2 separate regions of the Homo sapiens genome follow, and region 1 is linked to region 2. Evidence: chromatin loops called from intact Hi-C (ENCODE). Cell type or tissue: B cell. All regions are shown on one strand. Each heading gives the region's core, and the rest is flanking DNA. Links, peaks and the distances in the headings are about the cores only. Region 1 has its middle 59 kb from the start of TENT5C. Region 2 holds the start of TRIM45 (tripartite motif containing 45).

What was found. Peaks named below come from ENCODE experiments on the same cell type or tissue, not always from the same donor. Only the 100,000 strongest peaks of a DNase experiment are listed, where the experiment ranks them.
Region 1: a loop joins it to region 2, with 32 times the contacts of the local background. A loop is called at or near these places in 2 of 110 quality-filtered maps.

The regions. Positions count from the first base shown.
Region 1 is chr1:117,662,391-117,667,766 of GRCh38, forward strand. No RefSeq gene overlaps it. Among named protein-coding and RNA genes, the nearest start is that of TENT5C, 59 kb to the left of the region's middle. RefSeq lists enhancers at 1,858-2,097, 2,288-2,357. In B cell, for the core only: no CTCF peak of the experiment used is centred there; DNase peaks (open chromatin) are centred at 2,141 and 3,661; H3K4me3 peaks cover 1,633 bases; H3K27ac peaks cover 5,000 bases.
Region 2 is chr1:117,119,565-117,124,940 of GRCh38, forward strand. TRIM45 (tripartite motif containing 45) reads right to left here and starts at 2,185. Exons shown (of 6, transcript NM_025188.4): 1 at 1,150-2,185. The coding sequence starts at 1,637. RefSeq lists a silencer at 1,950-2,139 and an enhancer at 2,450-2,619. In B cell, for the core only: CTCF peaks have their summits at 2,695 (motif pointing right) and 2,896; a DNase peak (open chromatin) is centred at 2,607; H3K4me3 peaks cover 1,501 bases; H3K27ac peaks cover 429 bases.

The DNA.
Region 1 (5,376 bases), core at 185-5,184, 540 kb after region 2:
CAGTGAAAGCCAGGCTGAGAATGTCTCCGATGGAAATGAGGAATTGTTGGGAACTGAATTAAAGGTCACCCATGTTATGCCCTGACAAAGAACTTGGCTGCATTGTATTCATGCCCAAGGGATCTGTGGAAATTTGGTATTAAGAGTGATGATATGATATAGGGTGTCTTGCAGAAGAAATTTCTAAGCAGCAAAGCATTTGAGAGTAGCCTGGCTGCTTCTAACAACCTGTGATCAGATGCGGGAGCAACAAAATGCTTAAAGTTGGAACCTATATTTAAAAAGGAACCAGAGCATAAAAGTTTGGAAAATTTGCAGCTTAGCTATGTGGCAGAGAAATAAAAAGCCTTTTCAGGAGAGGAATCCAAGCAGGCTGTGGAACAACCACTTGCTAGAAATATTAGCATGACCAAAAGGAAGCAAAGTGCTAATTTCCAAGACATTGGGAAAATGCCCTGAAGGCATTTCAGAAATCTCTGAGGCAGCCCTCCCATCATAGGCTCAGAGGCCTAGGAGGGGAAGAATGGTTTCTGGGCCAGACCCAGGGCCCCATTGCCCTGTGCAGCCTCAGGACCCTGCTTCCTGCATCCTGGCTGCTCTGGCCCCAGCTTTGGCTCAAAGTGCCCCAGACACTCCTTGGGTGGCCACTTTGAAGCGTGCAAGCCACTGCTAGCCTTGGTGGCTTTCACATGGTGTTAAATCTGCAGGCGCCTGGAATGCAAGAGTGAAGGAGGCTTGGCAGCTTCCCCCTAGATTTCAGATGATGTATGAGAAAGCCTAGATGTTGAGGCAGAAGCCTACCACACGGGCCGAGGCCCCACAGAGTAACTCTACTAGGGCAATGTGGAGGAGTAATGTGGGGTTAGAGCTCCCACAAAGACTCCCCACCAGGGCACTGCCTAATGGAGATGTGGGAAGGGGCCCACTGCCCTCCAGATACAAGAATGGTAGATTCACCAGCAGCTTGTAACTTCTTCCTGGAAGAGCTGCAAGTACTCAACTCCAACCTGTGACAGCAGCCACCATGGGTTGTACCTTGCAAAACACAGTGGCAGGGTACACCTTGGGAGCCCACCTCTCACACCAGGATGCAGGATATGGAATCAAGGATTGTGTTGGAGCTTAAAGATTTAATGCCTTCCCTGCTGGGTTTCAGACTTGCATGGAGCCTATTACCCCTTTCTTTTGGCCAATCTCTTCCTTTGGGAATGAGAACGTTTACCTAATACCTGTACCACTCCTGTATATTGAGAGTATAAATCATTTGTTTTTGATCTCACAGCTTGTAGGTGGAAGGAACTCATCATCATAGGTAAGACTTTGGACTTCGGACTTGAGACTTGTGAGTTAATACTGGAACAAGTTAAAACTTTGGGCGACTATTGCAAAGGCACGATTGTGTTTTGAAATGTGAGAAGGATGTGAGATTTGCGGGGGGCTGGAGGTGGAATGATATGGTTTGAATATTTGTTCCCTCTGAGTCTCATGTTGAAATGTTATTCCCAGTGTTGGAGGTGGGGCCTAGTGGGAGGTGACTGGATCATGGGTGGATCCCTCATGAATGGTTTAGCACCTTCCCCTTGGTAATAAGTGATTTCTCCCCCAGTTAGTACACAAGAGATCTGGTTATTTAAAAGTCTGGGACCTCCCCACTCTTGTTCTCTTGTCCCCTTTCTTACCATGCAAAATGCCTGCTCCTGCTTTACTTTCTGCTATGATTATAAGCTTCCTGAGGTTCTCACCAGAAGCTTAGCAGATGTTGGTGCCATTCTTGTACAGCCTGCAGAACCATGAGCCGATTAAACCTCTTTTGTTTATAAATTACCCAGTCTTGGCTATTCCTTTATAGCAATGCAAGAAAGGACTAATACAACATGGAATGTATTTTCTTTTTCCTCTGATTATATTATCTGGGCACTACCGTGGATCAAAGCCGCAGTCATGACCTCATCATGTTGCTTCTGGGCGACAACTAAACAAATTTAAATATGAATTTAAAGCACACACATTTCTAGAAATCCAGTGTCAGAAGCCTTAAATATCAACTATTTATGTGAGTAGTCATCAAGCGTCTGGTTTGTGACGACTTTTGCACTGTTTTGTCACTATCTGGTGGCTTACAGGAAACCTCCCATTCTACGTGGTTGAAGAAAGAAGAAGTGACACCTTGATGTTTTTCTCAGAAGCTATGGTTGGGGACCTCCCCCTGAAAGCATGCAGATAATTAGTCATCTTGGAGACTATTTTTTAGTACAAGGTAGTCACAGGAAGGCCATGTGAGTACGGAAAGTTATGAGGCTTTGATTCTAATCCCAGTGCACCTTAAATGTCTGTGGGATCTTAGGAAAAATCACCCTTTCTGAGTCCCAGTTCTCTCAGATGTAATAAGAGAAGGTAGATAGAATGCTACCTAAGGGATTTTTTTTTTTGTCCTGACATTTTGTGATTTTTTTTTCACACACAAATAGAGGATGATATTTTGTGATTTTAATATAACCACAAAACTTACAGATCTGCAGAACTTTAGTCTATATCCTCATCACCTTCCTATAGAGCTGTGAGGAGATTCTTCTAACAACTCAATGTCTCTTCCTAGGTCAGTCTTTCTGGAGTGGTCCTTGGGCCTTTCAATACCCGAGTGTTCCTTCTAAAAGATACAACTAATGCCTTTTTCCCTTAAAAAAAAATCTTAATTGGAAACGATTTACCACTTTTCATCTTAACTATGGGTGGCATTTTTCTATTTCTTCACATGTCTAGTAATTTTTTTTTTTTTTTTTTGAGACAGAGTCTTGCAGTGTCACTAGGCTGGAGTTCAGTGGCACGATCTTGGCTCACTGCAACCTCCACCTCCCAGGTTCAATTGATTCTCCTACCTCAGCCTCCCGAGTAGCTGGGACTACAGGCACGCACTACCATGCCCAGCTAATTTTTGTATTTTTAGTAGACACAGGGTTTCACCATGTTGGCCAGGATGGTCTCGATCTCTTGACCTTGTGATCTGCCCACCTCGGCTCCCAAAGTACTGAGATGACAGGTGTGGGCCACCGCGCCCGGCCTGTTCAGTAATTTTTTATCGTGTGCTAGACTTTGGTGGATGATACTTTGTAGGGAGCCTGGATTTTCTTGTCTTCCTTTAAATGGTGGTGAGCTTTGTTCTAGCAGACAGTTAAACTACTAGCACATCTTTTTGGTCCTGTTAGGCTTGGTTTTATTCTTTGTTAGGGCAGGTCTATTTCTGTTTTGAACTTAGTCTTAGGGCACGCCTCTTAACCCTAGAATGTGTTCCCTGCTTTTAAAGTGTGGTCTTTCTTGTATCACCACTGAAAGCCTGAAGTGCTCAGTGAGGTTTCTCCACTCTGCCTGGAACTCTAGAGTCTCCAATATTGCATCATCTCTAGAATTACTGTCCGCTCTCAGCTCTGCGACTGGTGATCTTTGCTAAGCAATGGTCTCACCCAGTACATATATACTTTAACCCTGGATCAAGAATACTTATCCAGATTTCTCCCCCCATCCCCTAAAACACGTACACCATGTGCAGTTCCCTCTTCCTTCTTTCCCTGCCCCACACATCCCAGCTGCTTCAGCAGCCCAGAACTTCACTTCTGCCACCTCAGTTCAGCTTGAGCTCTACCTCAAGAGCTCAAGGAAAGAAAACCTCCCTAGACAGAAAGCCAGGCTGATCATGTGACTTACCTTGTATGTTTCTCTTCTCTCAAAAATCACGGGGCCCTGCACTACCTGCCATTCAGTGCTTGAAAACATCATCTCATGTATCTTGTTTGATTTTATGATTGTTTTTGACAGAAGGGCAAGTCTAGTACTAGTTAGTCTGTCATCCATTGAGAACTAAATCCCCATATTTCACAGCAAGAAGTTTGTACATAACACCTAAAACTGAATATTTTTATTTTTTGAGACAAGGTCTCACTCTGTCGCCCAGGCTGGAGTGCAGTGGCACAAACATAGCTCACTGCAAACTCAACCTCCCTGGCTCAAGCAAGTCCTCCCACTTCAGCCTTCTGAGTAGCTGGGACTACAGGTACAGGCGTGTGCCACCATGCCAGCTAATTTTTGACACGATCTCACTATGTTGCCCAGGCTGGTCTTGAACTCCCGGGCTCAGGTGATCCTCCCATCTTGGTCCCCCAAAGTGCTGGGATTACAGGCAGGAGCCACCACACCCAGCTAAAGCTGAATAATTAAGAAACAACCATATAGGCACATTTTCAATATATACAGGTAATCTGTAGACAATCCAATGTCAGAAATAGTCAAAAGTAATTCTGTCTACTTTGCAATTGGGACTGGCTGGGGTGAGGGATGGGGCTGGGTTCAACTGCTTTTTTAAGAAAAAGTCCTTCTGTACAATTTGATTTTCTAAATCATGTGTAGGTATTATCCACTCTTGTTTATCTCTGTATAAAGCCCAACCAAACTCTTCAGTTTAGCATACAAGGCCCCTCACCCACTTCGTCCCTGCACTTCAAATTCCTCAATAGTGAACCTCTCCCCCTTTCCTTGACATGCCATGCTCATGGCAGGATGCCTTGGCTCTGCTTCGTTGACCCTACCCATTTATCTCATCATTTAGATCCCGAGGCCTTTCTCCCCATCATGCTTTGGCCCTTGAGGGCAGTGGGAGCCCCGTGTTGGTGCTTGGCAGACAGCGTGCCAGGAGCGCTGCCGCCTTTCCATGTCTCTCTTAGTCATGTCACCTCTTGTGCATTTCCTCTCCATTTGTCAGCCTGGCTTGCTGGGTCTCACACATTCACTGCATTTTCTCACGGATAATCTAAGAAACAAAAACTGCTCAGTAGTCTACCTAATTCACAATGCATCTTGCTGGTAGAATAATCAAAATGAAATTTAAAAAAGTGAGAGTGGCGAAAAGTATACTTGATAAAATATTGTTTTTTAACCAAAAGATGTGTAAAATAATAAGATTCTAGACTATATTGATTGATATAAAATTTGACCCAGGAAAGTCAAAGTTGGAAGAATTAAAGGCCTATGTACATCTATCACCATGAAAAAAGCTTTATTCAGTACAATTTGGTGTGAACAAAACAAACAGATCAACCAGTGAAACTGGTACTATACAATGCCAAAGGAAGAAAAGAATAGATGGCAAAAATAATTCTGATAACATAAAAGTGAAAGTCAAAAAAATAGGAAACTATTGAATTGCCTTGCATTAGAAAATTGATGAAGGAAATAAATTGGCTCAACAGAGTTTATGCTGGAAAATATTTTCTTAACAGGAAAATATCCCCAGGATGAAGATGATGGGTTTGTAACACCCACTGTGTTCTTCTATTTCTCTGCATTTTTGTTCAAGGCCATCCTTTTGTCTAGAAGATGCTCTTCTGA
Region 2 (5,376 bases), core at 249-5,248:
TTATTGCACTCCAGCCTGGGCGACTAGAGCCAGACTCCATCTCAGAAAAAAAAAAAAAGAGAAAAGAAAGTGTGAAACCAATGGTTAGTAGAATCAAAGCTCTCTTTCTAATTCCTTTCCTATAGTAGCCCTCTAGAGATGTAGGGAAATCCTTAGGAAAACATGGTGACTGTTCAGAGTTCCTCCATTAGCATTGTATCAATTTGAAGCTTATATGCCTATTCTGGCACCAGAAGAGTGGCTGCAGAGAAAATAGGGTTAGCTGGTTTGGCTGGCAGCAAGACAGTCGCAGGGACTATCACATAATTACAAGTTAAAAATAGAGTGAAGTCTACAAACTTGTTCTGTTAGTGTAGCCAGAAAACAAATGGAAGTAGAACCCGAAACCTATTTTAGGCTAATCCTAAAACTGTGGTCATTTTATATTCTGGTGTCCTAGGATGGGGTAAGGTAAGAGTACGAAGGGACAAAAGTGATCCATCTGACAAACTATTCACCAAATGCCATAAAACACATAGTCTGCACCCCAATTAACACCTACCAGCCCACCTCACCAAGCTCCAGAGTAACTCTAAGGTACACAAAGCAAAAGCTGAGGTCCGGCCAATCATCATCACCTATTCTAGGAGCACAGCATGGGTTACTGGAATGTAGTCAAAATGATCTGGATTTAATACTCAGTTCTGTTACACACTTACCAACTGTAGGACCTTGGCAAATCACATAATATTGCTGAGCTTGTTTCCCCAATTAATAAATGGGGGCGAAAACAGGGCCTGCTTTTCTGTAAGAGTTGCAAGATCGAAGGAGATCAAGAACAGGATCTATGCTGTTATATTCATTCTCCTGTTTCTCCAGCACCCAGTACAATTATTCACTACACGAATGACTGAAGGAAACTGTAGCTGCACTTTGTAAATTGAAAGGGTTTATTGCTATTGCTATATTAGGCTATATATTAGGTACTATATTAGGCTAACCGGGTTAACTGTTGTACTGGAGTATTTGCTATTGCATTGTTATATTGCTCTTTGACCTTCCACGGTATTTGAGAAGGCTTTCCTTTTCATCTGCTCACCGAGGGATTTGTCTTGACACCTCTTTGTAATCTGCTCTTAAGCTACACCTGATGGAGTGTCCCATCTTTACCTATGAGCCTGGCAGCAGAAGTGGCAGAGGTTGGCTTTGCAGGTCTGACACCTCTTCTCTACTTCCCTGTCGTTGCACAGGTCACACACCAGGCCCTGGCCTTCCCCACGTAGGCTCTCCAGCATCACATCATTCACGGCCAGGTGGTCTATGGTTAAAGCCTTCACTCCACCCATGGGCAGGTCCACCTGAGCATCACATACAGGACAAAGGATGCCGATCTGCGACTGCAGACTTCGTGGCTTGAGTTCCTGGAATATTGACCCCTCAGAGCTTGTGTCAGAGTCTCCCCCTCGGATGTCCACTACTGAGAAGGGCTCCAGCTGCTCCAGACACGTGGTGCAAACTGTATGCAAACAAGGCAAGAGCCTGGGGGCTTTGAAAAGCCCCAAGCACAGGGGGCAGTGAGTCTTGCCTGAGTTCCCAAGTGCAGTCCCACTAGTGAGTTTGCTTACAAAGCCCAGCAGCGGTTTTCTGTTTTCTGACATACTCCTCACGTTTGTGACCAATATTAGAAAGGGCCCTGGGCAGTTCTACGATTTAGTAGCAGGTGATTAAGCCCACCCAAAGAGAAAGTCTCCAGAACTTGAACAGAGACCATGGGGACTCCCTCGCTGACAAATAAAAGGGCAGACGGGAAGACGAGGCGTCCTCGAAGGAATCACCCACAGATCTACTCAGGAGGGCCCCCTCCTTTCCACTGCATCCCACACCAGACACGCCCACGCCCTCCTCTGCCCCGCAAGTCCTCCCCGGATGCGCTTCCAGGTCTAGCTCTCCAGCTAGTCCTGCTGCCAACAAAGTCACCCCTGCACCTCTCGCTCCCTCCACTGCCACCCCCCTCCCGCCGCCCGCCCCACTGCGCGCCACACGCGACAAGCGCCGACCCCACCCGCGCACGATGAGGTAGGGGCCCTCTTGCTCCTTCCCTCTGCGAAAGGCGCGCGCCGGGTGAGGGAATTGCAAGCCGCCGGCGGGCTTCTCGGTGTCCACCGCCTCTCCCGCGCCTCGGCCCGGGACGCCCGCGGGCTCTGGCCCCTCCTCACACCAATCCCAGCCCGGTCTACTCCGGCGAGTCCAATCACCGTCCGAGAGCGGCGGCCCTCGCCGCTCCGGGCCCCGCCGCCCTCCAGAGTGACGCCACTAAGCATCCAATAAGTTTTGGAAATTCCACATCTTCGCCAGTCCACTCACGCGGGGGGCGGGACCTGACAAGGCCGTGGGCGGGGCGGCCGAAGGGCTTAGAGTGCGGCGGGAGGAAAAGGCCAAGGCTCGGAGCGAGCGGCATAGTGTAGTCAGCGTCACCGTTTCACAGGGACTGTCCCTCTCTCTGTGGTGACCAGAGAGGCCTCAGGACCTCTTAAAAAGCCACGCTGATTTGGCGCCGGGACGGCCTTCTTTCTGCCCTCGGACTCGTCCCACGAACGCAGACTGGGTTCTCCCATTGGTGGATGGCACTGTCAGTTGGCTCTGCGCTGGGAGTGGGAGACGTTTTTCGGGCTCCCGAGGTCTCGGCCGCTCGGGGGCGCCAGACGTTTCTCCTCCACGCGGGTTTGAGGCTGCGAGGCTCCCCTCTGTCCTCAGGCGCTTACTGTAGCTCACAGGTCCCTCAGGCCTAGCGTGCTGGGTACAAGCACTCCCGCGGCTCCCCGACTTTGGGTATTTTTCGGGGGTGAGGGCATCTCAGGCTCGCGTTACGGGGACCGGTTCGGGAGACCGTGGAGCCGAGGTGTCGAATGGAGGGCTTACTTCGGCCGGGCCAGGGAGCGCCACCCTCCTTGTCGGGCTCGGGAAGGCTTTGTTTTCCGGTCCGGGGGGAGTGCAGATGACCTAAGGAGTTGAATGTCACCCGGGATTCCACAGTCCTGTGTAACAGAAACGAGCTGAGCGAGTTGGACCCGCTGTTTTTATCAGTCAATCACGGAGGGCTCCTGCCTGGTCACAGTGAGACAATGGACGGTGGCAATGAGGGACAAGCCCTTTGTGGGCTTAAAACTAATTGGGAAGATGAACACGTCCGACCCCTTTAACTTTATAATTACACGGCCACCTTCTCTGGCCTTACCAGGCGTCTCCTGATTCTCCAAAATTCCAAAAATGGAAACAGCTGCTCCTTTCCCCTCCACCTGTTGTTATCTCCAGTTGCGTCAGCTTGTCTACTGGGCCCTCACTGCTTTCTTTGTTCATGACCTTCCCTACTTAATTTGTACCCAGTGGGCGACTGTTTCACTTGATTCCTTCATTATCTGTTTCATGCTATAGGCATAGTGTCTGGAGCCTAAGCTTTTAAAAGTATGGAATCTGAAAAAAAGTTAACCCCAAAATATGAAAAAAAAAAAAAAAACCATTATAAAATATAAAAATGAAATGTTTGGCCATTTCCAAAATATAACACGCCAATGAGTCAAATGCCACCTTTATATAAAATGTGCAAGTAATTTCCAAATGTTAAGCATATCTCCAAAGATTTTTAAATAGTCCTTACCTAGATTTTTTTCAGCCTCTTGTCCTTCTTGCATCTACTCTCAAAATCGGCATTCGCCTCTCCAGTAGGCTGGAGGAAGTCACAAAAACTGTGTGGACTTGGGTTTGCTATATATTCTTGCTTTGAACTTCACCTTTACCCTCCCTGCTGCTTGGCTGTGCTTTACTTCATCTCTTGTTCATACTGTATCACATTTCTTGTGGTAGTAGTTTCAAGCTTCTCTTGTTTCAGAAGTACTTCATAATTTACACGTGCAATATCTCATTTAGCAGTATCTCATTTAACCTTTAACAATATTGTAAGGAAATGGCCTCAAAGAGGTCTTGCCAGGTCTTGGATGGCCAGCCCAAGTTAACATATCTGGAACTTGAACACAACCTTATGATGCCATATCTAAGATTATATTCGGGCTACCTCTACCTTTCCCTTTTTTTTTTTTTCTTTTTTTGAGATTGAGTTTTGCTCTTGTTGCCTAGGCCGGAATGCAATGGCAGGATCTCGGCACACTGCAACCTCCACCTCCAGGGTTCAAGCGATTCTCCTGCCTCAGCCTCCCAGGTAGCTGGAATTACAGGCATGCACCACCACACCTGGCTAATTTTTTGTATTTTTAGTAGAGACTGGATTTCACCATGTTGGGCAGGCTCCTCTCGAACTCCTGACCTCAGGTGATCCACCCGCCTCGGCCTCCCAAAGCGCTGGGATTACAGGCGTGAGCCACCGCGCCTGGCCACCTCTACCTTTCCTTTCTCAGTTTATTAAGCATCAAATCCCTCACACATGCTGCAGCTAATTCCCTTCCATTGATGAGAAAAACAAGGTTGTCTGAAGAACTGCCTCGCCTTTCTACTTAAAAAATCCATGATTCCTCACACCTCCTCTCTTACCTCTCCTGACTGCCATTCTTTAGTGCCAAGATTAGTTCCTCAAGATTTTTGTTTTTTATCCCAACCTCTCCTGCTTCCTCAAAACCTTATTCCTATGTTTCAGTCAGTTTTTCTGCCAAGAGTTCTGATGAAGTCCTGAAAGGGGAAGCAAATCGTCTTTTGATCTAGCTCCCCTTCAACGTATTAATAGTGGTGGTTCTCGCCCCTATATTTCTCAAAAGGGTGGTCTCACTGTCTGCTTTCATCATCTTTTTATAACCATCACCACCGATTTATTCCTCCCCTCTTTCCTATTGAGACTTTCTTGTAGATCATGAGTGACCATATTGCTGGCCTTTTCTCAATAGGCAATCTCTTTAGTATTTACCATTTTTTGTACTTCCTCATCCTTAAAACTTGCCTCCTCCTTGACTTCTGAAATACTCTACTCTCCTAACCTTCTGTCTCTTGGGCTGCTTCTCACACCCTCCATCCTCACTAGTTCCCCTTCCTCCACTTTATCTCCTACCTTTGCGTCTACATTTCCTCACGTGGATGATTCCCAGACCAACGCTTCCAGTACTGATGTCTCCCCTGAGCTTTTGACATAGATTTCTAAATCTGCACTCAAATATGTTCCTATCACCAAGTCCCACATAGCTTAAACTTCACTGAACTTCTTTGCTCACTGAACTGCACTCTCTGAATTTTCCTATTTGATTCTCTCCAGAGTATCATCATTCTCCTTTCCCTCCTGCATGAAACCTTATAGTGCTGCTGGCCTCCTTTCTCTTGTTCCATATCCAGGCAGACACCGATTTCTTTCCATCCCCACTGCCAACACCTCACTGCATACACTTTTTAAGATGCTATAGC